2 separate regions of the Homo sapiens genome follow, and region 2 is linked to region 1. A link is a loop called in an ENCODE intact Hi-C map of the cell type or tissue named here. Cell type or tissue: GM12878. All regions are shown on one strand. Each heading gives the region's core, and the rest is flanking DNA. Links, peaks and the distances in the headings are about the cores only.

Region 1 (16,497 bases), core at 427-8,426:
GAATTATAGAGTTAGTTATAGAGTTATAGAGTCATAGAGTTATAGAGTTATAGAGTCATAAAATTATAGAGTTAGAGTTACAGAGTCATAGATTTATAGAGTTAATTATAGAGTTAGAGTCATAGAGTTATAGAGTTATAGAGTCATAGTGTTACAGAGTTATAGAGTTAATTATAGAGTTATAGAGCTATAGAGTCATAGAGTTATAGAGTTAGTTATAGAGTTATAGAGCTATAGAGTCATAGAGTTATAGAATTAGAGTTATAGAGTTATAAAGTCATAGAGTCATAGAGTTATAGAGTTAGTTATAGAGCTATAGAGTTAGAGTCATAGAGTTATAGCACTTGCTGAGTGCAGTGGTGAGAATACTGCACTCCCCGACAACTGATTCCAGACTCCCAGTGTGAGCTCCCAGGACACTGAGTCGGGAGGAGATGGTGGTCCCAGGCCTCTGTCCCTGGCTTGCAGGTGACATTTTCTGTCTTCCTCTTCTCTTCTCTGCATGTCTCTGTGCACAGATTTCCCCTTTTAGAAGGGCACTGTCACACTGGATTAGAGCCCACCCTAATTTAATTGATTGAGGTGCATACCCTTATTTTAACTTATCACTCTGTAAAAATCCTGTTTCCAAATGAGTCACATTCTAAGGCACCAAGGGTGAGGACTCTAACATGTTTTTCAAGGGAGGGGATACAGTTCAACCCAGAAGAGCCTCCACTGAAACCTCGCTCATCAGCTTTCAGGCTGTGCAATTTTTGTGCTGTAGGGACTCCCATATTTCCCTGAGAGCAGGGCTTCCAGTATCACAGGGGGAAAGGCAGAGTACAGGCTTTTCCTTCCACGAGCTTCAGTGGGTCTTGAGTTTTCTCAAACGACCACAAATGTGAAGCCCCGCCCATTTCTGAGCTCACAGTGGTGCAGATCCAAAGCCCAGGCCCACGAGGCTGCTTCTCTGCTGAAGGTCTTAAAGCCTGAAGTCAAGGTCTCTGCTGGGCTGAGTTTTCATTGGGAGCTCAAGTCTCCTTCCAGACTCATTCTGCTGTTGGCCAAATTCAGATCCTTGCAGTGGGAGGACTGAGGTCTGTTCCTTGCTGGCTGTTAGCTGGGGGCTGCTCCCAGCCCTAGTAGAGGCTGCCCACATTCCTTGCCATGTGGTCCCCTCCATCTTTGCAGCCAGCAATGGAGAATGTTTTGCTGAATCCTTCTCACTTCACACTTCTCTGACTTTTTTCCATGACTGGCTGGAGATAATCACTGCTTTTAATGGGCTCACCAACTTGTCAGCCCCACCTTGGATCCCTTCCCTTCTGCCATAGGATGTAATTGTCCCAGGAGCAACAGATCATTCTGGTCATGGGTTCCACCCATACTTGGAGGCTGTGCAGGGTGTGTCACACCAGGGGGTGGAAACCCGGGGCCCTTTGAGGACCCTGCCTACCACAGGGAGCACATGGCTCATCTGCCATCAGAGGCTAGAATTATGAAGGGGCATTTTCTGCCTTTTTCACTATTTTCCAGGGGACGCGCTACTGGACAGTGGTATCAGAATCAGCTCTGTGTTTGCCTCCCCAGCCCTCCGCTGTGTGCAGACGGCCAAACTCATCCTGGAAGGTCAGTGAGAACCTCGGTGAGCCTCTCCTACTGCCTTGACCTTGGGGCTATTCTCCAAGGGGAGTGGGAAGGGAGTGGAGGTGGAATTGGATGACTGGCAATGAATGCCCACACCAAAGTCATCAGGCAAGTACGAGCCAGCCCTCCAAGGATGCTGGCAGGCATGCTGGGTCCGTGAGCGTGTCTGGAATACCAGGACCGTCAGACCAGTAGGGGCTGGTGTAGCTAAATGCCAGGGCCTGTCCTCATACCGTTTCTCTTTGGCCTCCGTCAGCTAGGCATTTTTAAAATACACCTGGAAAGCGGCATTCGAAAACCTTGAGAGCTGGGAACTGCTACGGTTCCTTGTAAGTCTGAATTGCATGACCCTTCCCAGGGCAATGCACTGGGCCAGTGGAGCTGTCCAGCGTCCTCAAGGGCTGATGTGTGTCAGGAAGTCCTGGGCAGACCCTTCTGCAGCTCCCATCTACGGGAAGAAGAAAGTTCCTGCCCATAGGAGAGCAGCTTGTTCCAGAGGCCTGGGCTCTGCCTTCAGCCTGAACCCTGTCCTGCTCCTCTTTGTCTGGGAAGAGGGATAAGATCTCGGTCCCCAGGCAGGGACTGGCCGTGGCCAGGAGCATGGGTGACATGCGAGAGAGCATGTCGCCTCCATGGTGACAAGGGAGAGGGCAGAGCACACAGACACAGATGCAGCAGGAGGGCAAATGTGGGGGACAGGGCTTGCCTCGACTTTCTCAGAGACCTAGGAAGTAAGGCCACCAGCGGAAAGTGGGGGCAGGGACTGTGGGAAGTTTGGGGTGCGCCGAAGGAATGAATGGCTGTCAGGCAGAGGGGCCCAGGACATGGGCTGGGAGATGCAGAGTGACCGCTGGGCAGCACTCAGAGCCCACCCACAGTTCATGAGCATGAGTTTAAATGGAGATGCATCAGCCGGGCTAGGGGGTCTCTTCCAGCTTAGACCGGGAGTAGGTGGAGAGTGGGATGCAGGTAAGGGCAGGGTTGAGCTGTGAGTACGGTGGAGCCAGAGGGGACAGGAAGACTTGAGGGCATAGTGAGGGGGTGACCGTGCCCATGGACTTTCAGCTGGGTCAGCGAGGAGGCCGAGCACGGGGGAGGTGAGTGCAGGAGAAAGGAGGTGATCTGAGTGAGGCTCAAGGTCCACGAGGGGGCTGCTTGGAGACAGCAGAGTTTGGCACTGCACCATGGCGGGGCTGCAGTGGCTAGAATGACAAGTCCCAGGTGGAAGGAATGGATGCTCAAGGCAGGGAGGAAGCCACGTCCTGCAGGAGGTGGGCAGGAATGGAGGGGCCATGGAGGAGCCATCCCGCAGATGGTGGTCTTGCTGGGACTTGCACATGGGGCCACATCAGAGCCGGGGCCACGAGGGGCCGGGACCTTCACAGGAGGAGCCGTTGGGACAGCAGTGGATTCAATGCACACATGTGCATTGCCGGTTCCCATGTCCTCAGATCCCCTTCGCCCCGTCAGAGACGCTCCCTCAGAGCACCTTCAAATCCAGGTGCCCAGGAAGCCCCAGCCAGGAGCGGACCTGGTTCCACCCCGGAGCCTCTCAGGCTCATCATTCCTGTCCTGTGCTCTCATGAACTTTCCATCCCATAGTCCAGTCCTAGTTTCACGAGGCACAGAAATCCATTGTATCAGCATGGAGCATCCACGATCCACCTTCCACACACTTAAAAATGTCAAGACACTTTCTGCCCACCTCAGTCTTGCAGCTTCATCCTTTCATTTCCCACCCAACTGTGGCACAGGACCCCACCCCTCTGCACGGCATCTCGGGTCACAAGACAGAAATGCAGACTTACTTCACTTTGCCTTGGAGGTTCCCATGTTGATTGCATCACGGCACCTCTGGGCTCTCAATGAGCCAGATGAAGATCAAAGAACAATATCAGCTTCTTTGACCAAACCACGAAAGGACTCGCGAATCCCCAAAGGCCTGACGGCAGTGTAGCCGGAGGCCAGAGGCAGCTCCACCCGAGGGCAAGCAAGGCTTCCACAATCCTTGTCTCTCCTCACAACGCTGGCATGCACATACACAGCACACACATCCACACACACCACACACACACCACACGCCACACACACACTACACACACCCACACACACACCATGCACACCCACACACCACACACACCCACACACACCACACACACCCACACACACTACACATACACACCACACACCACACACACACCACACACCACACACACCACCTACACCCACACACACCCACACACAACACACAACACACACACCACACACATAACATACAACACGCTGAACACACATACCACACACACACCACACACCTCACACACACCACACACATACACACACCACACACACGACACACACCACACATCCACACACACACCACACCCCACACACACCCACACACCACACACACAACACACACCCACACACACACCACACACACCACATACACCCCTTGGGGTTTCACTTGGGGGCTGAGTCACAGACCGCAGAGGAGGAGGCTGTGATCTTTGAGAGCCATGACCCCAGCCCAGGTGACAGGGTCCCGCGATGTCCGCCTCTCCCTGTTCCCATGCTCACAGCAGCAGGTCCAGCCTTCGTGTTTTCAGGAAGGCCTGAGAAACAGGACGTGGCCTTTCCAGCTCTGCGCTTTGGGAGGGACGAGGGTGGCAAGATCAGAAATGTGAAGGGGCAGGGTCTCCGAGTATCTGGGGACCCTTCAGTGTGAGGGTGGCTCTTAATAACTATGATGGAATAAAGCAAAATTGATATATAGCAATTTCATCCCTGGTTGTTTAGGATCAATGTATTTATAATTAACCAAACACCTATAATCATAAGATGTGAACCAAGCAAGAAATGCACACAAATATATGACAAGAGGGGAACAGGCCTGTGCCTCAGTTTCCCCTCTTCTCCCCTGTCGCTGGTCTTTGCACCCCACCACTCAATGAGCGCATTTTGTTGGAAACCACCTAAGATGCTGCTGTTCTTCCACTAAGTTTCAGAATCACTTTGGTTTCTGCCACTGGCTGGCCGCCCACTAGCAGGCCGTGCGAGAGTCCCCAGGTCGCCTGTGCCTGCCAGGCCAGCAACAACAGTCTCCTCTCACTGGGGCTTTTACTGCCTCAGCCTGCAAGTTTCCCTTCTAGTGAAAACCTTCGTCTTTCTTTCCCTACCCAACCTCTCTCACCACGATAACAACAACGAATAAAAAAGGAATCTCTTGGCCAGCCTTTGTAATAAAAGAATACGACTGACTGAAAACACTTCATAATTTTATCTTTTTTTTGTCATTGTTCGTGGTTCCTCATTAACACACTTATTCCCATTTTTGGTGGATTTTTTTACTTCTATTATTTGGGTCACTTGCATATAAAAAGCTTTCAAAAATGTCTTTTGCCAGCAATAATGTCAAAATCTTTAATGTGATCTCTCAGTGACCTTTAAGTGCAGATGATGATGATGGTGATGATGATGGTGATGATGCCTGTTTAAAGGGCATGGGTTTATAAATCCTCTGTTAATTCAGAAAAACAAGGACACCCAGTCTTCTTTACAAGGCCTCAGACATGATCAACCTGCTTATCAGATGGTGTCTGAGATGCTAAGGTGCTCAACTTTGTTTAAATTCAATGTCAGAGAATGTCCACATGAACCATTTCACAGCCAAGTCCACAAAACACTGGCCTGCAAGAGGTCTTCAAAGGAAAGAGACCCATGGCCACACCTGTCTGGGAAGCTCTCACACTGTTCCTTCATCTTATTTGTTCACAATGGAAATGAGCTCTTCACAGGCTTGGGGGAGATTTCGGGGGCCTGGTTTATCAGGGAGGACTTGGGGGCCCAGTTGATGGGGGAGGACTCGGGGACCTGGTTGATGGAGGAGGACTTGGGGGCCTGGTTGATGAAGGAGGACTCGGGGGCCTGGTTGATGGGGGAGGACTCAGGGGCCTGGTTGATGGAGGAGGACTCGGGGGCCTGGTTGGATGGGGGAGGACTCGGGAGCCTGGTTGATGGGGGAGGACTCGGGGGCCTGGTTGATGGGGGAGGACTTGGAGGTCTGGTTGATGAAGGAGGACTTGGGGGCCTGGTTGATTGGGGAGAACTTGGGGGCCTGATTAACTTGCTTTAACTCTCTTTTCTAAGCATGCTTGATGAAAGAGCTCCTTCCATGGACCTAAAACACATTTGAGGAACTGATTTTATGTCCAGCATTTGAGTTCAATGACATCTTCTCCATTCCCAGTGAAAACATTCAGGTCTTTTTTTCCACTCAAAAAGAGATGGCCTTACTTTATGGCTCTTCCTTTAATCAAAATATAAAATGCCTGGGAAATGTGAGTTGCAGGGAGTCAGAATATTCCAGAAGATGGCTCCTTCCATTCTTCACCTCTTGCCCCGTCTGTGTAAGTGTTTATCAGGAAAGTGCCTCATGAGGCCAACATTCTTCATGATGGGTCACATCTTGTCCATTGATCATTGGATCTGCCATGTTGGAGGATGCAGCCGGTGGGCTGGTTTCACGGTGGAGCTGTGCTGGGTGATCAGGTGAGCCCCAGCCTAAGCCTGCTGCCTGGGACACTCACCAGCTCCTGGAAGACTCTGGCCCTTCCTGGCACACAGGGGGCCATCACTCCTCTGATACCTTCCCACTGCTCGTCAGTTTTGACTTCAGAAATAGCACAGCTATGCCTAATCACAGAACGGTATTTGCCAAGAAGAAAATCACACTGTTTAAAAGGCATGATTTAGACGTGTGTGTGACGGTCTGAGATCTAAAAGGAGACTTATTTATGCAAAGTCAGGGTGGATGTTGAGGATGATAAACACTTGTATTCTGTTGAATCCAGAACTCAAACTGGAGAAAAAAATCAAGATACGAGTGGAACCTGGAATCTTTGAATGGACAAAATGGGAAGCTGGCAAAACCACCCCAACCCTCATGAGCCTGGAAGAGCTGAAAGAGGCAAATTTCAACATTGACACTGATTACAGGTATGCTGTTCTAAAGTTCTCTGCCACTGGGGCTTTTCCAGTTATTGTTAAAGAAAAATTTCATGACACTGTTAAAATGGTAAGAAAGACTTTATTCAAGAGGGACCACTGCAGTGGGGTTTTGCAGCAGGGGAGAGAGGTGGGGCTCAACTCCTAATACAAGGAAAAGAGGGGAGTTATAGCCACAGAGCAGGGTGGGGGTCAGTGGATGGAAAATTCCTGAGAAGGTGGGTCATTCTTGCTAAACTGACCTAAATGGAGACTCTTGCTGAAGGCAGGCCAAGGTGATCAGACATCACCTGGGGGGTGGTAGAGGATAAGGAACTTGATCAGATGTCGAAGGTAGGAGGTTCTTGCTAAACTCACTCTGCAAGAACAGACACAGAAGCCCAAGGGTCAAGACCTCATTGAGAAGAAGGTTCAGAGGAGCTGGACTGGAGTTTAGTCAAGGAGAGAGTCTTTGTCATTCTCCACCCATGTCTGACTCTGCCATCACAGAGCCCTCCTGGTGTTGAGTAAGAATGTGTGCTGGAGATTGACTGTCAGTGCTTTGCCAGTTTTCAGCACAAAACTGGAGCCTGCCTGTTGACCATGAGCCTGCCTTGAGGCAGAGCCATCCTGGAAGAACGTTCTCCTTCCCCAGCTAACTGCAGCTGAGCCTTCCTAATCCCTACGAAAGTGCCAGGGCAGCAGCCTCTCCTTCTCATCCTTCCAGGCCCGCGTTTCCCCTGTCCGCCCTCATGCCGGCCGAGAGCTACCAGGAGTACATGGACAGGTGCACGGCGAGCATGGTGCAAATCGTCAACACCTGTCCACAGGACAGTAAGTGCCTCACCATCCTCAGTATGAACAGCCCCTGGGGCTTGGGGAATTATCTCTGAGATGGAAATTGGCCAATTTTCTGAACCTATGAATGCCCCTACTTCTCCTGCCTGCCCCCGCCCCCATTCTCCAGCAACAAAGTTTTCATCACTGCTGCTGCTGCTGCAGTAACCGGGTGCACAGACACACACTCCCCTGCCGCCCAGGCCCTGGGACCCCCCATCCTGGGACTGAGTGCTGATGGGAGGGGAATGATCTCTGAGATGGAAATTGGCCGATTTTCTGAACCTATGAATGCCCCCACTTCCCCTGCCCGCCCCCCACCATTCTCCAGCAACAAAGTTTTCATCACTGCTGCTGCTGGTGCAGTAACCGGGTGCACAGACACACACTCCCCTGCCGCCCAGGCCCTGGAACCCCCCATCCTGGGACTGAATGCTGATGGGACCCAGGCCAGCAGGGTCACACAATCCACCCATGTCCAAGGGATTTGAGTCAGCTTCCTGGGAAACAAAAGAGACAGAGAGAGAAAGAACAACCAACTTCCAGGTGGCGCCCCCTTCCCTGACCCATCACACGGGTCTCCTAACCCTCCCGTGTTGCTTTGTCCTGGATGAAGCATGCACAGAAGCGCTGACTTCCCACGCCTTCCCCTGAGCTGGCAGGGACAAGCGTGTCTCCTGAGGGAGACCCACTCGGCCTGTGGTCTCCAGGTGTTCTTATCTAAAGCAGGAGTCGTAGCAGGCTCGTGTGACAAAATAACCGGCTGACCTTTCTAAAGTGAATCAGGTCTGGCTTGGGCGTCAGCCACCGCTACATCCCAGTCTGTGGCTGACGGGGCCCAGGCAGCCAGCGACCACAGGGGGTGGCTCAGCTCACTTCCTAGGCCTCCCTGAGGCTGGTGGGCAGCTGCTGCGTGCAGAGGAATCCATGAGCGAGGGTGGGACGCAGGCATCACTGAGCGGTTACCAGCCACACTACTTCTAGCCCGGGGGTCTCGCCAGGCTTCGGGGCACTCTGAGATAGCTCTGCCCCCCACCACTTTGGGGACCCCAGTCTAATAAAAGGTGCTCTCTGGGGCTGCTTTGACCTGGAGGTGTTCTTGTTTTCCACAGCGGGTGTCATCCTAATTGTGAGTCACGGCTCCACTCTGGACTCCTGCACGCGGCCACTGCTCGGGCTGCCGCCCCGGGAATGTGGGGATTTTGCCCAACTCGTGAGAAAGGTACGCGCCCACTCTTGGCTCTTTGGGCCACAAAATCAAGCATCCCGAAGACACAGGTTTATCTCATCCACTTCTCGGAATGAAAACAAGTGTCCGGCTGACCCAGGGCCACCAGGATCCACGTGCCCCCGGAGACTGTGCCCACCGGCTCTTATGCGAAGGGTGACTTCGGGCTGGGGCTGGTGGATAGGTCAGTCAACCTCATCATCATTGGCCACTTGCCAACTTTTTACCAGTCAGCTCATGCCATGACCCCTTGCAGCTCTCGTAGAAAAACAGACGGTCCAGGAAGGAGTAAGCAGTTTAGATGAGGAGGGAAGAAACGACTGTGGGACTCGATTCTGGCCTCTTCTGGGGACCTGGGGCAGGGCGGCTGATGGATGAAAAGGAGCCCCTTGATCCTCTTGCCCTTGGAGTCACCCAGCATGGAAGAAGCTTGAGCTGGTTGTAGCTGCCAGAGTGCTCAGGCTCTGGCAAGGGCCTTGTGAATGACAAACAGAGGATAACGCACACGTGACATCTTGGACAACCTTGATTATCACTCAGCAAAGCCAGAGGGTGATGTCCAGTCCATGGGTGAATTGAGGCAGGCAAACTCAGGAGTGCAGATCCCACCCCAGTCCCAGCCCTTCCCTGCAGATCTACTCAAGGCTGGACTCACCACAGTCCTGACCTTTTTATGAAATTCATCAGTCCACTGGTCAGTGCCCAGGCAGCACGTGCAGCATAGACAATGCCTGTCATCGGAGGTGCTTGAGGCCCTGACCTGGTTTCTTCACATAGCACTGCCACAGGACCACACTGGCCACAGCTTGTTTGCCATAAGTTGTGGGCAGCAGTGGGGGTTGCTGAGTCCCCCCAAGAGGTCAGGGGCTTCAGAGGAGCCCAACTCCCGGGCCCAGCCCAGTGACACCAGCCAGGTGCCTGCAGGAGGGCTTAGCTCTCTAGCTACGCCTGCCTCAGCAGCCAGATGAGAGGTTACGCACATGAAGAGCATGCCTGCCGTGGGTCATTGTCACTCAGCAATTAGGCATCAGACACCCGAATCTCCCTTTCTTGCTCCATTTTCCTCTGCACCTGAGTAGAAACATGCTTCCCCTGCAAAATGTCTCCAGGGTGGTGTGTCCCAATTATGATCCAGACATTTCCGAGCGCCCTGGATTCTTGAGCCACCAGGTGAGCATTGTCCAAATAGGGCAGCTCAACCCCCCTGGGCCACACTGGTAGAGGTCTGCATGGATTTTCCTGGGGACTGTCCGGGGCAGCCCCGGCACCACCTGCTCCCAAAATGTTGCTCTTGCTTCTGCAAATGGGTCTCCCACACATGCGCTCTGATGCATTCCTCCTGTCCCTGCCCCGCTTCCCACAGTCCCATATACACATACCAAGCCTCCAGCCCCAGGCGCTCCTGGGGGCCCACGTAACCAAGGGTGGCAGCACTGCACACACCAGCTGCTGACAGTTCCTCAAACCCATGAGCCTTTGTGGCCAAAGCTCCACCCACTCCTTGGACCCTTCACCCCCTTCCATAGATGCCAATCTTGAACTTCCAAACTCCTGGACTTTCTTATGCTGGTCACGTGGCGTTCACCCTGCCCCTACCCCAAAATAAGCTGGACTTGCTCATGCATATCAGAAAATACAAAGGGGGGGCTCTACCAAATGATGGGCCCCCAAATCAGGGCAGCTGGAAAGGGAGCACTCAGGACCCTCCCCGACCAGCCCATCACCGCCCCTCGCCCACAGCCTCTGCAAGCGTGAGGAAAGAATCACCCTAGGGTCAACACCAGCCTCACTCAGACCCCCCTGCCAGTTGGCATTTTTGTAAATTTCATCTGCCTGAGGAATTTCTAGACATTAGAAAGAGGAAGGAAAGAAAGAAAAGAAAAGACAAAAACAAAAAAGGCTTCACCACAAAGCTCTGTTCTCACACATCCATTTCACAGATGAAGGGATGGAGGTCTAAAGGTTCACTTTGTGCTTTTCTTTTGGGTCTGAAAACTCAATGTCTGTGTCTTTTTGTGATGCTGAATATGAGAATATGAGTCACTCCTTAAGTGGTGGATGGCAATCTCCACCTCAGCCTGCAGACCTTTGTGGTGGGGGCTGTTCTACTCATTGTAGGATGTACCACCTTGTAGGACCTCTACCTGCTAGGTGTCGGCAGCACCTCCATCCTCAGTTGTGACAATCAGAAATGTCTCCGGAATTACCCAGTGTCCCCTGGCTAGGGGACATCCCCCACGGGGCACCGCCAGGGCAGATGTTGGTGCCATTCAATGGTGGCAGTGCCAGCCTGGGCAGTCGCAGACCCTCCAAAGTAGAGGTGTGCCTGACAGTTGGCTTTGGAGCTAGTCTGAAATTGATGGACTTGCTATAAGATATTAACAAGTGATTTAAAACTCTGTTCCAGATCCCTTCCCTGGGCATGTGCTTCTGTGAAGAAAATAAAGAGGAAGGAAAATGGGAGTTGGTGAACCCACCGGTGAAGACCCTGACCCACGGGGCGAACGCAGCATTTAACTGGAGGAACTGGATCTCAGGCAACTGAGAGCCACGGTGATGTTGTCATAACCTCAGAGTGGAGAGGCAGAAACCATGTGCAGAGGCTGGGAGATGCTGCTGTTTCCAGAGGCGTCTTAGTCTCACCCAATGTGATTTGTAGAAGCACGAGACGCACTTTTATATCCCGGAATATTTCCCTCCGGCTTTCGCCTTTGTAACTCCCATCTGTGGACCCATCGTCCACCAGCCCAGCTGCGGGGAGCACAGGGCAGGTGGCTGGGTGAGGATGCCGCCCTGCAGCATGTACACCGAGTGTCTGCAGCTGGGGACACAACTGCCCGGGACTCTAACTTCCAGGAATTAAAGACTCACCACACACGAAGGATCTAACCACTTCATTTTCCATGGTCTAATCATTAAATTCCCAATCGTTTTTTCTTTTTCTGGGTCCATCACTCTTTAGCCATATCCACATGGGCTAAAACAGGTGTAATAGTCAATAAAATGGTCCCAGAAAACCATCGACCAGGTCAAAACTGGGTTGCTGCTCCGTGCTGTCAACATTCATGTTACTATGTCTCTGTGGTTGCTGTAACCAATGACCACAAACCTGGGGGTCATGGAAAGAACACAAACTTTACACACACACACACACACACACACACACAGGCACATACACACATGCACATATGCATACAAAGACAGGCACACACGAGCATGCACACACACAAACACGTGCACATACACATGCGCACACACATGCACACGCACATGCACACACACGCAGGTACACAAGCATGCAAACACACATACACATACAAACGCGTGCATGCATACATGCACACATGAGCACACAAACACATGCACACACTTGCACACATGCACACAAAGGCATACACATGCAATGCACACACACAAACACACATGCACACACAGGCACACACACGCTCACATGCACACACACACACGCTGACTCTCCTACGGTTCTGGAGGTTGGCATTTTCTCAGCAGGCTATGTTTCTTCTGGAGCCTCCAGGGGAGGATCCTTGCCTTTTCTCACTTTTAGAGGCCACCTGCATCCTCCCTCCTCAAGTACAGCGGCGTAGCAGCCTCCAAGCTCTCTCAGTCTCTGCCTTCACAGCCACATCGCCTTCTGCTTCTGACTCTCCTGCCTCCCTCCTACAAGGGCCCTTGTGTTGACACTGGGCCCACCCAATAACCCAGGATCAATTCTCATCTCAAGAGCCTTAACCACACATGCAAAGTCCCTTTTGCCACATAAAGTTGCATATTCCCAGGTCCCGGGGATTAGGACATGAACATCTTTGGGGGTTATCCTGTAGCCTGCCATAACATACCCCAATCCTTCCAAGCACAGCGGAGCTGCCCGTACAGGGCCTCGGACATAGGGATTTGAGACACTCCCCTTGCAGGCCTTTTTTGGCTTCTCCTATTCTTGTTTCTGATCACGTAGAGGAGAGAAGAGGACTTTGCCAGTGGGAGAAGTAGGCTCCCCCGATTTAATGGGGCCCCAAAAGAAGGGCCACGAGCAAAGTGGAGTCTGTCCATGATGGTGATGCTGAGGAAGCTGGTCCAGCAGGGGATGGGGTCTCCCCAGTGGGGAGTCTCATGCCCCAGCCCACAGGTCACACCTGCTCCCACAGCCCACACATGTGGTGCCTCATGCTGCAGGCAGAGATCCCAGCACGGTGTAGTGACAGTCCATCGGTCTTTCATCTCTTCTAGCCCCCTGATCCAGTGCAGGTGTTATTTCATGATTGCAGTTTGGGGCTGTGGTGGTGGCTCTGTGAGTGCCTTTTATAGTGTGAATGCAGAGACAGGGCAGGAAGGACCCATGCTGCACCCTCAGCCTCCCCTGTGAGCACCCAGGCAAGTGGAGGGCAGAACACAAAGGGAGCTCTTGTAGAAATAAAGATGGTGAACACCCCGGGCTGTGACAAAAACGGCCCACATTGTGTAGAATGCACAGGAGGCCAGACCCAATAAAAGTTTCCTTGCTGTTTTAGTCAATCAAACACGACCTCCTGAGAAAAAGACGCATCTGTCTGTCCCTTGTTTTATTTCACTAATGATGTAGTTTTTCTGTGTCCAAACATAAAGAAGTTTGAAGTTGACACAGCCACAGAGAGCAGAGCATGCACCCCACTCACAGGCCTGCTTCGAGTCCAGGCCATACCGAAATGACGTCTTCAGGGAGATTGTTCTAGACGCATCCCAGCAGATACCGACTAGAGAAGAGATGGATTCACTGGGATGTAGGTGGCTGGGCAGTACGTCCTGCAACAAATACACCCCACCGCTGGGCACCTGGGTGGTTGTTCTTTCTCCTCGGCAAGTGTGTGGTTGGGTCCAAGTCCCTCCTGGATACCACAGTGCCACGCTCGCTAATCATGATGATGAATTAAAGTGCTGCAAGTCAAGGTATGGCATTGAAATCACAGTCACGTGTTCAGGTGGTCTGTAATGAATCTCTGGATTCACCTTCTCAGGGGTGAAGCTTCCAGGTCCTCCACCCTGGGCAAAGCCAGACACAGGTAATTCCCCTCTCATCCTGCTGGGCTGCTCACAGGTTTTGCAAGGAGAATGAGATGGGTTTGAAACTCAGATCTCCAGATCTCCAGATCTAGTGTGCAAGAAATAGCATTTTCTCGATATTCTATGCTTCTGGTTCTGTCAGACCCTCATTCCACCCCCAAGGCAGAGGACCCCAGTTCAGTGGTTCTGTTCCTCCAGAAGGAACCATTCGCTGTATGGACTGAGCCTTGCGGACAGAGCTGGGCTGGAAAAGGGCAGAGACGGAAATGCCTGGTGGGATTATCATGATTGGGTGTAAACTGTCTACTCTATGAACCAATAGGAAATCCCAAAAAAAGAAAACAAAAGACACTCTTTTTTCCTTCCTCTCCCTGGGTGGGTCGCTTTGGTGTTTGTGAGCCAAGTCTGACCCCTGCTGACACCGTCTGGAAGTGGACGTCCTGTCACCAACGCCATCCCAACCCATGCCCCACCCACATTCTCTTGTTGACTTCCTCACTGTGTGCTTGAAAAAAAAAACAAGCCTGGGCCAGGCATGGTGACTCATGCCTGTAATCCTGGCACTTTGGGAGGCCAAGGCGGGCAGATCACGAGGCCAGGAGATCGACACCACCCTGGCCAACATGGTGAAACCCCGTCTCTACTACAATACAAAAACGTAGCCAGGCGTGGTGGCGCATACCTGTAGTTCCAGCTACTCAGGAGGCTGAGGCAGGGGAATCGCTTGAACCAGGGAGGCGGAGGTTGGAGCAAGCCGAGATCGCGCCACTGCACTCCAGCCTGGCGACAGAGCAAGACTCCGTCTCAAAAAAAAAAAAAAAGAAAAAGAAAAAAACAAGCCTGAAAGGGAATTCTACCAGCGTTCCCTGAGGCTGAGCGGATGACAATGTTGTTTTGCAGCTTAATGTTCCCCTCCGAGACCTGGTTCTTTGGAAAGATGGAAAGTGGTGAGAAGGGGGCGGAGCCGGCCTCAAGCTGGGCAGCCAAGGGGGCCAAAGGCCTAAGCCAGTGCCTGTCTCCAGGCTGCAGCCTGTGGTGCTGAAGAGCTTAAGGACAGGCCTGGGACCACCAAGCCAAGCACTGGCCCTGGCAAACACTGCTGCACTCGTCTAAGAAGAAAGAGCTATCATAACCGTCCACCAAAGTACATCTTATTTTAGAACCAAATTTGAGACTTTTTTAAACGTGATTCATATTGGTGCATATTATGGGCTGAGTTGAATGCTCCCTCCCCCACCCAAATTCAACCAGCCAACAATTCTGCAAGGATCAGAAGTCGGAAGAAAGGAAAATGGCAGCATCGAATGCACAGCCACAAATCCCAAGAAGGCCCCAGGAGCCTGGGAGTGGCTGCGGAGGAATTTAGGGCTGGATGGCCCACAGGACATGGTGAGAACCACTACCATGGGCTGAATTGTGTCCCCCTGAAAAGCTATGTTGGAGACTGATATGGTTTGGTTCTGTGTCCCCACCCAAATCTCATGTTGAATTGTAATCCCCAGTGTTGGGGGAGGGACCCTAACCCTAACCCTATAAACATGGTATTTTTTATATCCTCATATCCTCATACCATATTTAAACCTATGGTAAGCACCTGCTCTTCCACAGGAACAGCAGATAACTGGAAATCTTAGAGGCCTTCCCAGAACTGGGGTTCATCAGAACATGGGTGGCTCCTGACCCATCACTCCCAGACCCAGAGCTTATGCACCATAGGGGAGAGGTGGTTCAGAAGGGATGTGCAGGACAACTAAAGTACAGTAACATCGAGGTCGCTTGACCTGAGGGCAGGACCTATGGTAAGTACCTGCTTTTATGTAGGTATATACAGTAAAGGGAGCAGTCATAGCAGTGGGGGAAGGAAGGTGATTAAATAAATGACACTGGGACAACTGGATCACATTTGGGGAAAAGAAGGTTGGAATCACTCCTCATTCCTCATACCAAAAAAAAACATCAAAGATTTAAATATTTAAAAAAAAAGAAATCATGGGCCGGGCGCAGTGGCTCACGCCTATAATCCCAGCACTTGGGAGGCCAAGGCAGGTGGATCACTTGAGGTCAGGAGTTCGAGACCAGCCTGGCCAATGTGGTGAAACCCTATCTCTACTAAAAATACAAAAATTAGCCAGGCATGGTGGCAGGCACCTGTAATCCCAGCTACTCAGGAGGCTGAGGCAGGAGAATCACTTGAACCTGGGAGGCGGAGGTTGCAGTGGGCCGAGATCACACCACTGCACTCCAGTCTGGGCGGCAGAGTGAGACTCCATCTCAAAATAAATAAATAAATAAAAATAAAAACTATCATAGAGTTAAAAAGTAAAAGGTAAGCTGGGAAAGCTCTGTGCTTCTCATGCCGCCCAGTTCCAGCCCACCCCCTCCAGGAAGCCCTCCTGGCCGCCAGCCCACCTTGCTGCCCCTGAATCCCAGCTCAGGCGTCCTCTGCACAATTCATGTCAGTCGTGTCTGCCTTGTCCTGTTGTTGCGGTCTCTCATCGTCTTGTCTGTCACTCCTTCCCAGGGGTTGCAATAGTGACCGTGTGCCGGGCTTCCAGGCAGCCCCAAGTCCAGTGGGACCAGTGACCCCCCTGCAAAGCTTCTCTGCTCCTATAGGCCAGGATTTCCCAGCCTTGGCACTATTGACATTTGGGGCCAGATACATCTTTGTCAGAGGACGCCCTGTGCATTGTGGGATGTCCAGCAGCATCCCTGGCCCTCCCCTACTGAAGCAGCAGTACGTCCCTCACCCCAGCCCACCAGTT
Region 2 (11,256 bases), core at 2,390-10,389, 64 kb before region 1:
GCAGCCGCCCAGATTCCCCACAAGGGGGACGCGCAGTTGGGGAGTCAGTCTCCTCCTGACGCTCCCCACCTGCCCGCTGCCCCTGACCTGTGCCTTGGCAGGAGGGGGTTCTGTAGGTGGCCCTGGAGGGAGGGAGGAGTTTGGGAGGAAGTGGATCCGGGCTCTCCTCCAGGATCCCTCCTGGGATCACCTGGGACAGGCCACGTCCCCCTCTCAGCCACAGCCCAGGTGGGCGTCCTCTCCACACACCATCTTCCCCAGGCCCCAGAGCAGACCCCTCACCCCCCTGCCCCAGCCTGGGGGGTTTACCAGCCGCAAGGAGACTTTTACAGTCTTCACTCTCCTCGCATTGCCCAGATCCGCTGTGGTGAAGCCCGTTTCCTGCCAGGCCTCTGGTCAAAAAAGCAACTGCCACCCCAGGGACCCTTTACAAGGACACCCAGCTGAGGCCCTGGGGTTGGGGTCCTCAGGTATTGGAGGAGGCAGGTACTTTCCTGGCCAGGGAACTTGAGGCACAGACCCACAGCATGGAGCGGGACCACATTCCTCAAATTAACCCAGAAGGAGAGGGGAATGATTGGAGTGTGAGGCCAGGCTCCTCCAGGGAGAGTGGCTGAGGCGCTATGCTTCCATGGTGACAGTAGGGCGGTAACCTCGTCAGGTTAGCCAGCTTCTTCCAGAGCCACACACACCCAGAAAGGGAAGAGGAGATCCAGGACTGAGCATGGACGCAGGACGATCAGAAAGGCGTCCTTGGTGGTACACCCTCCAGACACCATCCACTCCCTCCGGACACCGCTCACACCCTCCAGCCACCGCCAACTCCTTCTGGCCACCAATCACACCCTCCGGTCACTGCTCAGTCCCTCCAGTCAGGGATCACTCCCTCCAACGACCACTCACACCCTCCAGCCACTGCTCACACACTACAGCCACCACTCCAACCCTCCGTTCAGGTCTTACATCCTGTGGCCACTGCTCATTCCCTCCAGTCACCACCCACACCCTCCAGCCACTGCCCACACCCTCCAGCCACCGCTCAAACCCTCCGTCCAGGTCCCATATCTGATCACTGCTCACTCCCTCCGGCCACAGCCCACACCCTTCAGCCACCACTCACACCCTCTGGCCACCACTCACTCCCTCAAGCCACCGCTTACTCCCTCTGACCACCCCTCACACCATCTGGCCATTGCTCACACCTTCCTGCCACTGGCCACTCCCTCCAGCCAGAGCTCACTCCCTCCGGCCACACCCTTCGGGTGCCACTCAAAACCTCCGGCCATGGCTCACACCGTCCAGCCACCGCTCATACCATCCAGTCACCACTTATGCTCTCTGGCCACCGTGCACTCCCTCTGACCACCACTCACACTCTCCGGCCACTGCTCACACACTACTGCCACCACTGAGACCCTCCATCCAGGTCTCACACCCTCCAGCCACCACTCACTTCCTCCGGACACCACTCACACACTGTGGCCACCACTCAGACCCTCCATCCAGGTCTCACACCCTCCGGCCACTGCTAACTCCCTCTGTACAGGGCTCACTCCCTCCGGCCACCACTCACACCCTCTGGCCACCACTCACTCCCTCCGGCCACCGCTCACTCCCTCCGGCCACTGCTCACTCCCTCCGGCCACCGCTCACACCCACTACTTTGCCTGGCCTTGCTCTACTTTTGAGTTCTGTGTATGACACGAGCTGATGCTGATCTGCTGAGCAACCTGTTCCGACAGAAGAATGCCAAGTCCACAACGCACACAGGAGAGATGACAGTAATGGAGCCCCTGGAATTCAGTGGATGATTTTGATTCACGTCACCAGTCCACGCAGACACGCCAGACAATGAGGGAAGGAAACATATTATTTGGAATCAAAGGACAATAATACGTCAAGCACCAAATGCTACAAAGAAATCATGAAAATAGGCCTTAAACGAGTCATTCCTAGATTAACCTCCCCACATGTGAAAATAAGTCTTGGAAGTAGAAAGGGTGGGTTTGGTTCTGGTCCCTAGAGATGAAAACGTGCAGTGACTGCAGTTCTGCACTTCTGGGCTGGTGCGTCTTTTCTGAGTGGCTGTTGGTGGCTTTGCACGTGAGGTCACATAACTGCTTATCTCGTCAGGAATTTTGCAAGACCCCTGGAGAGAAAACCAGATGGACCAGTGGGAAAGGCCGCCCTTGCAAGTTGCTGCTTCTTTTGTTCTTAGTGAAGATCAGAAAGGAGCGTGAGGCTAGGCGTGGTGGCCCATGCCTGTAATCCCAGCACTGTGGGAGGCTGAAGCAGGCACATCATTTGAGGTCAGGGGTTTGAGAGCAGCCTGGCCAACATGGTGAAACCCTGTCTCTACTAAAAATACAAAAATTAGTTGGGTGTGGTGGCGGGCACCTGTGGTCCCAGCTACTGGGGAAGCTGAGGCAAGAGAATCGCTTGAACCAGGGAAGCGGAGGCTGCAGTGAGCAGGGATTTCGCCACTGCACTCCAGCCTGGGCAACAGAGCGAGACTCCATCTCAAAAAAACAAAAAACAAAAAGCAGCTTGAAGGTTGTGCTGGAATCAGATGGAAGGGTGCCTCTTTCGGGCCTGCTACTGGTGCCGGAACTCAGAGCTCCAAGGGTGTCTGCTCGTGTGCAGGTTCCTACACGGGAGTCCAGGGGAGGATCGGGCTGTCTTCATCACCTCAGGAACTCAGGTGGCTACTTGTCCCCTTCCTCTTCAGGTTTTTAGGTCTCTCTATAAATGAAAACAAAGGCGTTATTGTTTTTAGCACTTCCAGCCATCCGTCCAACATGATGACGGAGCGGGCACCTGCATTTTGCCCTGTGGGAATTGTGGGGCTGTTCTCCACGATGAAGACAAGGTTGGCCTCCCCCTGGGGCTGCCAGCTCTGAGTGGATCCCAGGCAGGCATGAAAAGCTCCAACCAGCAATGCATCCGCAGGTCCCATCTCCGCCCTGCGACAGTTCCGTCACTTCCGTAGGAAACTTCCAGGTCTCGGCACTATGTTCCTGAGTTCTGGTTTGAGTCACAACAATTTTGTTTTAAACCCCCAACTAGATAGAGAAAAGTGCTGGATGAAAATGAAGATGAGGCCATGGGCATGCCACCAACTAGCACACGGGACACTTCCCCGCAAGACAGTGAGTCTTCCAAAGGCCCTCACGTTGACTTTCCTCACAATGGACAACTGAAACGCACAGCGGGCCTGCTGGAAAGCCTCCCAGGAAAGGAAGTCTCTTCTGGGTCTCCCCTAGGACGTCTGAAGAGGGACTTGGGAAAGGGCGTGTCTGAGGCTGCGCATCTCTCGCATGCACTGGTGGGTTGGAGGCAGCGGATGACTAAGGCGTTGTGCAGGGAGCAGGGGCCCCAGGCATCGCCGGAGCCAGCGTCACAGACGAGCTCCTCCACCACAGCTTCACCACAACAGGGGAAACTGCCTCCAAGACCCTCCCAGGGTTTCTCAGTGTGCCCTGAAGCCCCCATGCAACACATTCACCAGGGTCTTCACCCCAGACCTCCCAATCAGACTCCAGATAAACGCCCTGCAATCTTCACATTTAACAAACATCCTGAGAGAGGCTTCTGCACCCCTAAGTTTGAGATCTGTTGATTCTGCTGTGCAGTCACACTGGGGCCACGTCGGGGATCTGATGTGAGGCACACTCTGCCCTTGTTAGCTGGGGGGGCCTCATGCAGGTCGTCTCCGCTGTAGTACAGGGAGGGTCACAGGCTCTGTGGCCCAGGACGGTGCTGACATGGGAGGGGCTGAGGTGGCCCCGTCATGGAACCGTTGTGAGCGGGCTCCCCAGACTGATTTTGAACGTTTGTCTCCAGCTCACCCACGACAGCTGGAAGACACGGCGGTGGGCTTCTCTGCCTTGCGCCTTCAGTGTCTTAAGGGGGACTTTTAGGATCACCAGCTCAGTGCTCAGCCCCTGGGGATCTGTGTCCCGTGAAGGCCTCCATGTACTGCAGACCCGTGTGGAGGACCGGCTTCTCCTTTCCTGCCCTTTGCCCTCTGTGCCCACGCGACCCTTCTGTGCCCCCCAGGCTCCCACAGCACCCTGAACAGTGAGGAGGTCTCCCATTCAGTTGTCCATCCTGGTCCTTTCTACAGTGCGGGCGGGCTGGGCTGAGCTTTATACTGAAGAGCATAGCAGGCCACTCAGTGCCTAGTATGGGGCCAGGCTGCCTCTCCCAGCAAGGTGAGCAGGAGCAAGCACTTTCCACCCAGCCCGAGCACAGCCCTCACCACGCCCCGAGGGGGTGCTCAGGGCTGCAGGGCGGCAGTGCTGGAGGTGAAGCTAGCCCAGGTCTCAGTCCCAGGCCTCACCCTGTGCCCGTGGGCACCATTCTTTAGTTTCTCATTTAAAGCACAAAATCAGTGAGAGCAAAACGGGAATTAACGCCTGAGGCACATTCAGCATTTGATGTCCTTTCTTGGCCAATTGTTTCAAATTAAATGAGCTTTTTAAAAAGGTCTTTGAGCCTTGGAGACAGAAAGCTGACTGGTGGGTGCCAGAGGCTGGGGAGAAAAGTGGAGTGGGGAGTAACTGCGTGCTTCTAGGGTGCCGCGTGTCTTTTGGGAGATGAGAATGCTGGGAACTGACAAAGGTGGTGTCTGCACAGCCCTGTGAATGTGCTGATGCTACAGGGTTGTTCACTTTAAAATGGTGAATTGTATGTTATATAAATTTCACTTGAATTAGGGAAAAAAAACGTACTTACTTTGACGTCATTGTTAGTTCTTGGAAACTACGACTTTAAGCAAAATGATATATAATGAAACCAATTTTTTTTTTCTCATCGACTTTATAACAAAATTACATTGCAAGCAAGGACGTTGCTGGAGGGCCTGTGCGCACTGTTTCTCCTAAAGCTGCAGTTTCTAAGATCCCATCAACCGTATTAAGTGAGGACCTCCTGTGTTTGAAACCATCCCAAGGAGAGACTTCATCTGAGATCAAGCCAGCAAATGTTTCCCCGGCGCCCACATGAGAAAGGCGCCGTGTTCACCTGCCAGCACGCAGCTGCCAGGGTCCCAGCGAAGCCCTAAGCCTCCTTCTTCCTCCTCCACCGTCTCAGGTTTCCCCTCCATGCCCGGGTCCTGCCAAGCCAGCCTCGCTGTTGGGTGCCCCCCTGCAGGCCCCTCCCACTTCCACGCCTCCCCCTCCGGGACCCCCCACCCCCCCACACCACCAATGCAGAGCTCCCCAAGCCTCTCCTGACTGCTGCCTCTCATCCCTGGCTCCCAGCGAGGTTCCAGCCCCTCAGCAGGCAGGCAAGGTCCTCTCCCGCACTGTCTCAGCCCCCCGCCCCCTCCCACTTTCTCCCTGCTCCTGGCACACGGGGCACGCCCGACCCATCCCCATCCCAGCAGGGGCTCCTCCTCGCTGCCTCCTCCTTTCCCATGTCGTGAGGCTCCTTCTTCCTCCCGGGCCCCAGCTCCTCTGCCTGCCAGGCTGCACCCACCCAGAGCTGCCCAGGACTAGCTGTGATCTCTGTTTTCAGCACAAGCGTCTGACACCCTGGAGCCACCAAGTCACTGCTGCTGAATTGACAACCACTGGGTCACGCCCTGGTTTTTATAGCAAGACCAGGGTTGCATTTAAGGGACCTTAGGGTCAAAAGCCAGGGACAACGTGAGCTGGGGAGGGCGCCGCACCCACCTCCATCTGCTCGTGGATCCAGTCCAGGAAGGAGGTGACACGGGTGTACACCCCAGGCTTGTTCACCTCTGCGCAGCCGATGCCAAAGCTGGTCGCTCCCACTAACTTCCACAGCCTCCTCTCTTGACACACCAGGGGCCCCCCGCTGTCCCCCTGGGTGACAGGAAAGAAGCAAAGATTGGGGGACAGTCACCGCCATGCGAGATTGCTTTCTGTGGACAGTCTGCCGTGTGAGGCTGCTTGCTATGGAGTTGGGACCCCCCTTCATGATGTCCCAATGGATGACCCAGGTTACAGAAGGGAACCCACCAGCCCTTCCAGACACAGCATCCCCAAGGGAGGATGTCCCTCGGCCCCTTTGGGGTGCTGCCTCCAGCTGTGTGTCCCTTCCAGAATGCAGACCCTGACCCTCTGAAGCTCAAGGGCAGCTGGTGAGAGGGAGGGTCCACCTGGCCAGGGCCCTCAGGTGACCTGTGATCCACCTAGTAGAACTGGAGTCCCAGCCACTGCAGCTTTCGGAGGGCCAGATTCACTGGTTCCCCGCCACCTGCCTCCCCACCACCTGCCTCCCCTGTGGTCCCCCACAAAGTCAGAATTGGAGGGGAGCAGCATGAGTCCCCTCCCACCACCCAGCACCCACGCAGAGCCAGATCACTGGGTAAACACAGGGCTGGCAGCCAGGAAAAGGAGTGATATCTTGAGCAAATTTCTTCTCCACGCCCTGTAAATTTACTTTTTGTCCTGTCACAGGGAAACGCTGGCAACGACCTGTCCCAAGGGCTGGGTCACCCTGCCACGGCCTCGCCCACCGCTGCGGCCCCGTACCTGGCAGCTGTCCACGCCACCCGTCAGGTAGCCCGCGCAGAGCATGGAGGGGGAGATGATGCCACCGTACACGTCCCTGTGGTTGCAGATCTTGTTGGAAATCAAAGGGACGGCCGCGTGGTTCAGGACAGGGGAGGCGTCACCTGCTTCAAAGTGAGTGAGGGGATGTGTGTGAGAAGGAAGCCCGGCCCAAAACACAGAAGGCGCATGCTGAGACCAGGGGGGTGAGGGAACGAGGGACGAGGGGGATGCTCTCTGGTGTGTCGCAACAGCGGAAAAGGACAGGGCCCTGCGGGTGGGACGAGCAGACTCCCACTGTCTCGAAGCACCTCAAGCCCGAGCTTGCCCTCCTACGAGTGGCCGCAAGGGGCCAGTCTGCTTCAAGGCAGGGCCACCGACTCCCCTAAGGTGTCCAAAGAGGAGGAGGAGTAGGGGCAACAGTGGCCAAGACACCTCCCCAGGGCACCAGCCCAATCAGCCATCAGAACACCCCAGGTTATGGGAGGGAAACTGAGGCTCAGGAGGGTCACTCACTCAGCGTCTTTGTGAACTCTGGGATGGTCAGCAGAAAAATGACCCCAAAGACATTCTCACCCCAATCCCCAGAACCTGTGACTGTGTCACCTTACAGGGCAAATGGGACATTGCAGGTGCATTGAGGGACAGGCCTTGAGTGGGGAGATGATCCCAAGTAAGAGGGTGGACCTGACGAAGTCACAGGGGTCTTTGGAGGAGCCGGAGGAGAAGCTGTGACGACAGAGCAGGGACCAGAGTCAGAGAGTCAGAGAGAGATTCGAAGATGCGGCATTGCTGCCCCGGAAGACCAAGGAGGGGCACGAGCCAAGCAGTGTGGGCAGAGTGCAGACGCTGGGAAAGGCAGGAGACAGATTCCCCAAGGGCCTCCAGGAGGAGCCAGCACAGCCCACACTTGACGCCAGCGCCCTGAGACTGAGTTTGGACCTGTGACCTTCCTAACTATGAGATGATACCTTTCTGTCATTTTAAGCCACGAATTTGGGGTCGTTTGTTGCAACAGTCACAGGAGACTTAATCCACGTGCAGTGGGCCAAGCACGCCCCCGACACCGAGGGATGGACCCCTCCAACTCAGCTGGTTTGTGACCCAGGCATCTTGGTGTTTTAAAGACTCCATAGATTCCATGGAGACAACAAAATCACACAATGACAGGACCCTGAGGGGCTGCTCTGAGGAGCACATGGTATCACAAGACACTCAGCTTCCTGCCCGGAACGTGGCGAAACAGCTCAATGCATTATGGGAGAAGATTCCAGGACAGGCTGGAGCTGAAGCTACATCAGGACAGGGGCTCGTCGGACCTTTTGCACTGGACAGAGCAGATTGACAGCGAGAAGAAAATCGGCAGCGGGATGGAGAATCTCCTGGGAGGATGAAGCTGTTGCACAGCCTCCTCTTCAGAGCCCAGTGTCATCAGAATGACTCTGGTGGGCTGGTTGGTCCGGAATGAGAGCCCACCATGAGAGGAAGGGGAGCGTAGATTGGTGTCCCAGCTCCCACCACACACCAGGGGTGCTGGTTCTGATGAAGCTAGAAAGGCCCTGGACCAGCCACACTGGCACAGAACTGGGCCTGGGCCATGTGGGTGGGTTGGAAACTACAGAGAGCTGTGAGTGCCCTCGGCCAGGTGGGCAGCACTGCCAGTGGGTGGGGGGTAAGTAGGCCCACAGACTCGAAGCATCCGGGTTAGCTCCTGGGTGCCTTCAGCTGGGGGTGGGCTCAAGTAATTGGTGTTGAGTGGAAAACACTGAAATTCCTGTGTTAGGTTGAACTGTGGGCCCCTCCAAAATATGCCTACCTGCCACTATGGAGCCCAACCTTATTTGGAACAGGGTCTTTGCAGATGTAATTAAGGTAAGAATCTCAACATAAGATCTCCCAGCGTTTAGGGTGGACCCTAAATCCAACGACTTGCTGTCCTTATAAGACACAGGAGAGGGAAGTTTGAGATACAGAGACACAGGGGGCAAAGCCACGGGAGGAAGGAGGCTGAGGCTGGAGATCCAGCTACAAGCCCAGGAATGCCAGTGCAGCTGCAGCCGCCGCCACCAGAACCCAAAGGAAAGGGGTCAGAGCCTCCAGGAAAACCACCCTACAGACACCTCAACTGCGTGTGGAAATAAATCTCCACTTTTTTTTTGTTTTGTTTTGTTTTTTTAAACGCAAAGTCTCACTCTGTCACCCAGGATGGAGTATGATGGCATGATCACGGCTCACTGCAGCTTAGAATTCCTGGGCTCAAGCAATCCCACCCCAGCCTCCTGAGTAGCTGGGACCACCATGTCAGGCTAATTTTTGTTTGTTTGTTTGTTTGTTTGTTTGTTTTGAGATGGAGCCTTGCTCTGTCACCCAAGCTGGAGTGGAGTGGCATGATCTCGGCTCACTGCAACCTCCGCCTCCTAGGTTCAAGTGATTCTACAGCCTCAGTCTCCTGAATAGCTGGGATTACAGGTGTGCGCCACCATGCCTGGCTAATTTTTGTATTTTTAGTAGAGACAGGGTCTCACCACATTGGCCAAGCTGGTCTCAAACTCCTGAACCTCAAATGGTCCACTTGCCTCGGCCTCCCAAAGTGCTGGGATTACAGGCATGAACCACTGCACCCGGCCCAGGCTAATTTTTTTAATTTTTTGTAGAGACAGGGTCTTGCCATGTTGCCCAGGCTGGTCTCAAACTCCTGGGCTCAAGCAATCCTCCTGCCTTGGCCTCCCAAAGTGCTGGGATTACAGGTGCATGCCACCATGCCTGGCTAATTTTTGTATTTTTTGTAGAGACGGTGTCTCTCTATGTTGCCCAGGCTGGTCTCAAACTAATGGCCTCAAGGGATCCCATAGACTCGGCCTCCCAAAATGCTGGGACTACAGGTGTGAGGGAACACACCTGGCCAATTTCCATCGTTTTAAGCCACGCAGACTGTGATAATTTGTCACGGCAGCCACGGAAAATGAATCCTCTTCCTACTAACAAAGAAAGTGATTGATGGAAAAACCTAAGACTCATGACCAGCTCTGTACCCACACTAAGGAAAGGGTGGCCCGGGCTTCATTTGCATGGACTATGGTTACTGCCACTCCTACTTCCCTTATTATTACAGCGATCTCATCTGCTGCTGCTTCCACTTGCTCTTTGTAGGATGAAAGAACACATCTTCCAAAGTCCCACAAGACAAAGAGTCTTCACAAATACGAATCTTTGAGTTCTGAATGAAGCCTGGGAGGGTTGTCTAGGTGGGCTCTGTATGTCCTCAGTTAACAAGGCCGGGGGTCCGGGCAGGGAAAGGGAAACACCTGCTGTGTTCGAGAAGGTCTAACTCTCTCCTGAGAAGGTCTGCAGGGTCATGTTGTCCCCATAACAATGGAACCGTGACTCCTGACCCACAGTTCCTTGGCTGACTGTGTCCCGAGCAGCTGACATGCACTCCCTGGCCGGGGTATCTGGGCAGCCCATGGGAACATCACAATGGGACATTGGGGGAGCCCCCTCCGCAGCCCTCTGGGTTCTGAGCCCCTGGACTCCGAATCTTGGCTTCAGCCCACTGACCTCCATCCTCTGTGGCCCCCCATCCTGACGTCCAGCACACTTTTCCATCGGGGAAGTTCTCTTCAGAGTTGGGCAGGCACACAGGCTGGATCATTTCTGCTTGAAGGGAAACAATAGTTCACAACTCAATTGAAGCAGGAGTCCGAGAAAACAATCTCATCTATGCTTCTGCCTCTGAGGAGCCCAAACTATCTCCCAAGGGAAGGAAGGTCAAGCCCTTGGTTACTTGAAAACGATCAGCTCACAGCAGGAGCCCCTTACCCCATCCACCACACCCAGAGCACTTAAAACTGTAAAAGAGCCCTCCACCGTCGCAGCGTGAGGGAACCTAGACCAGGGTCAGCACACCTTTTGTGGAAAGGGCTGAATAGTCAATGTTGTAGGCTTCGTGGGCTGTGCGGTCTCTGGCTGCCATTGGAGCATGAAGACAGCCCCAGGTAACAGGTACCCACATAGGTGTGGCTGTGTCCAGTAAAATGTCTATTTACCAAAACACGATGGGGCAGACCAGGCTCTCAGGCCAACGCGTGCCCACTCCTGGCTAGATCACAGTGTGGGTGTTGCCTATAGAACACGGCTCCATGAATATTGCTATGGTTCCTGGGATATCTGGAGGCGACGAGTTTGCCTGTGTGTAGGGCTGGATCCTGTGGGCCTCCCCCAAAGCCAGAGTGCCCTGCACATACCTCGGGCTTTCGTGTGAACACACCCTGAGGTTCCCCGAGCTTTTCTGTGCAGAACAGTAATGGAGAGGTAGAGAAGGAATAAAAGAACTCACTTGAAACTTTGGCAAAGTACAAGTGCTGGCACCTCATTTCCTATAACCAATATCATTAATAATAGTTGGCAGACTGGCACCACCATAATCATTTTCCTGCTTCTCTGGAAATATTTGTTTCTGGGCATTACGTGTCCATGTGATGGATGCAGTAATGACTCTGCCAGGTAGAGCCTGCAGCTGGTCTCAGGTCAGGATTCTGCTTCAATAAGAGGGAATTAACCTATTTATTATGCTTTCCCTGCTTTCTTAAGAAGGAAAGAGGGCTTTAATTTAATTGGGAGTAGTCTCCTAGTACTTTGTTTGCATCTACGAGATGTTTGAAAGTTTTATCAGGTGTGGCTCTTCTGGCATTTTCGTAATGTCCAGAGGGCAGGGCTTGACTTTTTCAAGAAACAG

What was found. Peaks named below come from ENCODE experiments on the same cell type or tissue, not always from the same donor. Only the 100,000 strongest peaks of a DNase experiment are listed, where the experiment ranks them.
Region 2: it touches region 1 in a loop (3-fold over the local background); 17 of 110 quality-filtered maps call a loop at or near these places.

Annotation. Positions count from the first base shown.
Region 1 is chr21:42,435,970-42,452,466 of GRCh38, forward strand. UBASH3A (ubiquitin associated and SH3 domain containing A) reads left to right here. Exons shown (of 15, transcript NM_018961.4): 11 at 1,519-1,611; 12 at 6,483-6,627; 13 at 7,343-7,449; 14 at 8,565-8,674; 15 at 11,088-11,715. The coding sequence ends at 11,225. Among named protein-coding and RNA genes, the nearest start is that of UBASH3A, 40 kb to the left of the region's middle. RefSeq lists enhancers at 1,819-2,506, 2,507-3,193, 4,469-4,678 and a silencer at 3,969-4,158. In GM12878, for the core only: no CTCF peak of the experiment used is centred there; DNase peaks (open chromatin) are centred at 3,988 and 4,702; H3K27ac peaks cover 1,858 bases.
Region 2 is chr21:42,370,038-42,381,293 of GRCh38, forward strand. It overlaps TMPRSS3 (transmembrane serine protease 3), which reads right to left. Exons shown (of 13, transcript NM_001256317.3): 10 at 10,080-10,175; 11 at 6,504-6,646; 12 at 5,679-5,831; 13 at 1,853-2,742. The coding sequence ends at 2,725. Among named protein-coding and RNA genes, the nearest start is that of TFF1, 9.1 kb to the left of the region's middle. RefSeq lists enhancers at 1-441, 2,646-3,594, 6,653-7,223. In GM12878, for the core only: a CTCF peak has its summit at 6,867 (motif pointing right); no DNase peak of the experiment used is centred there.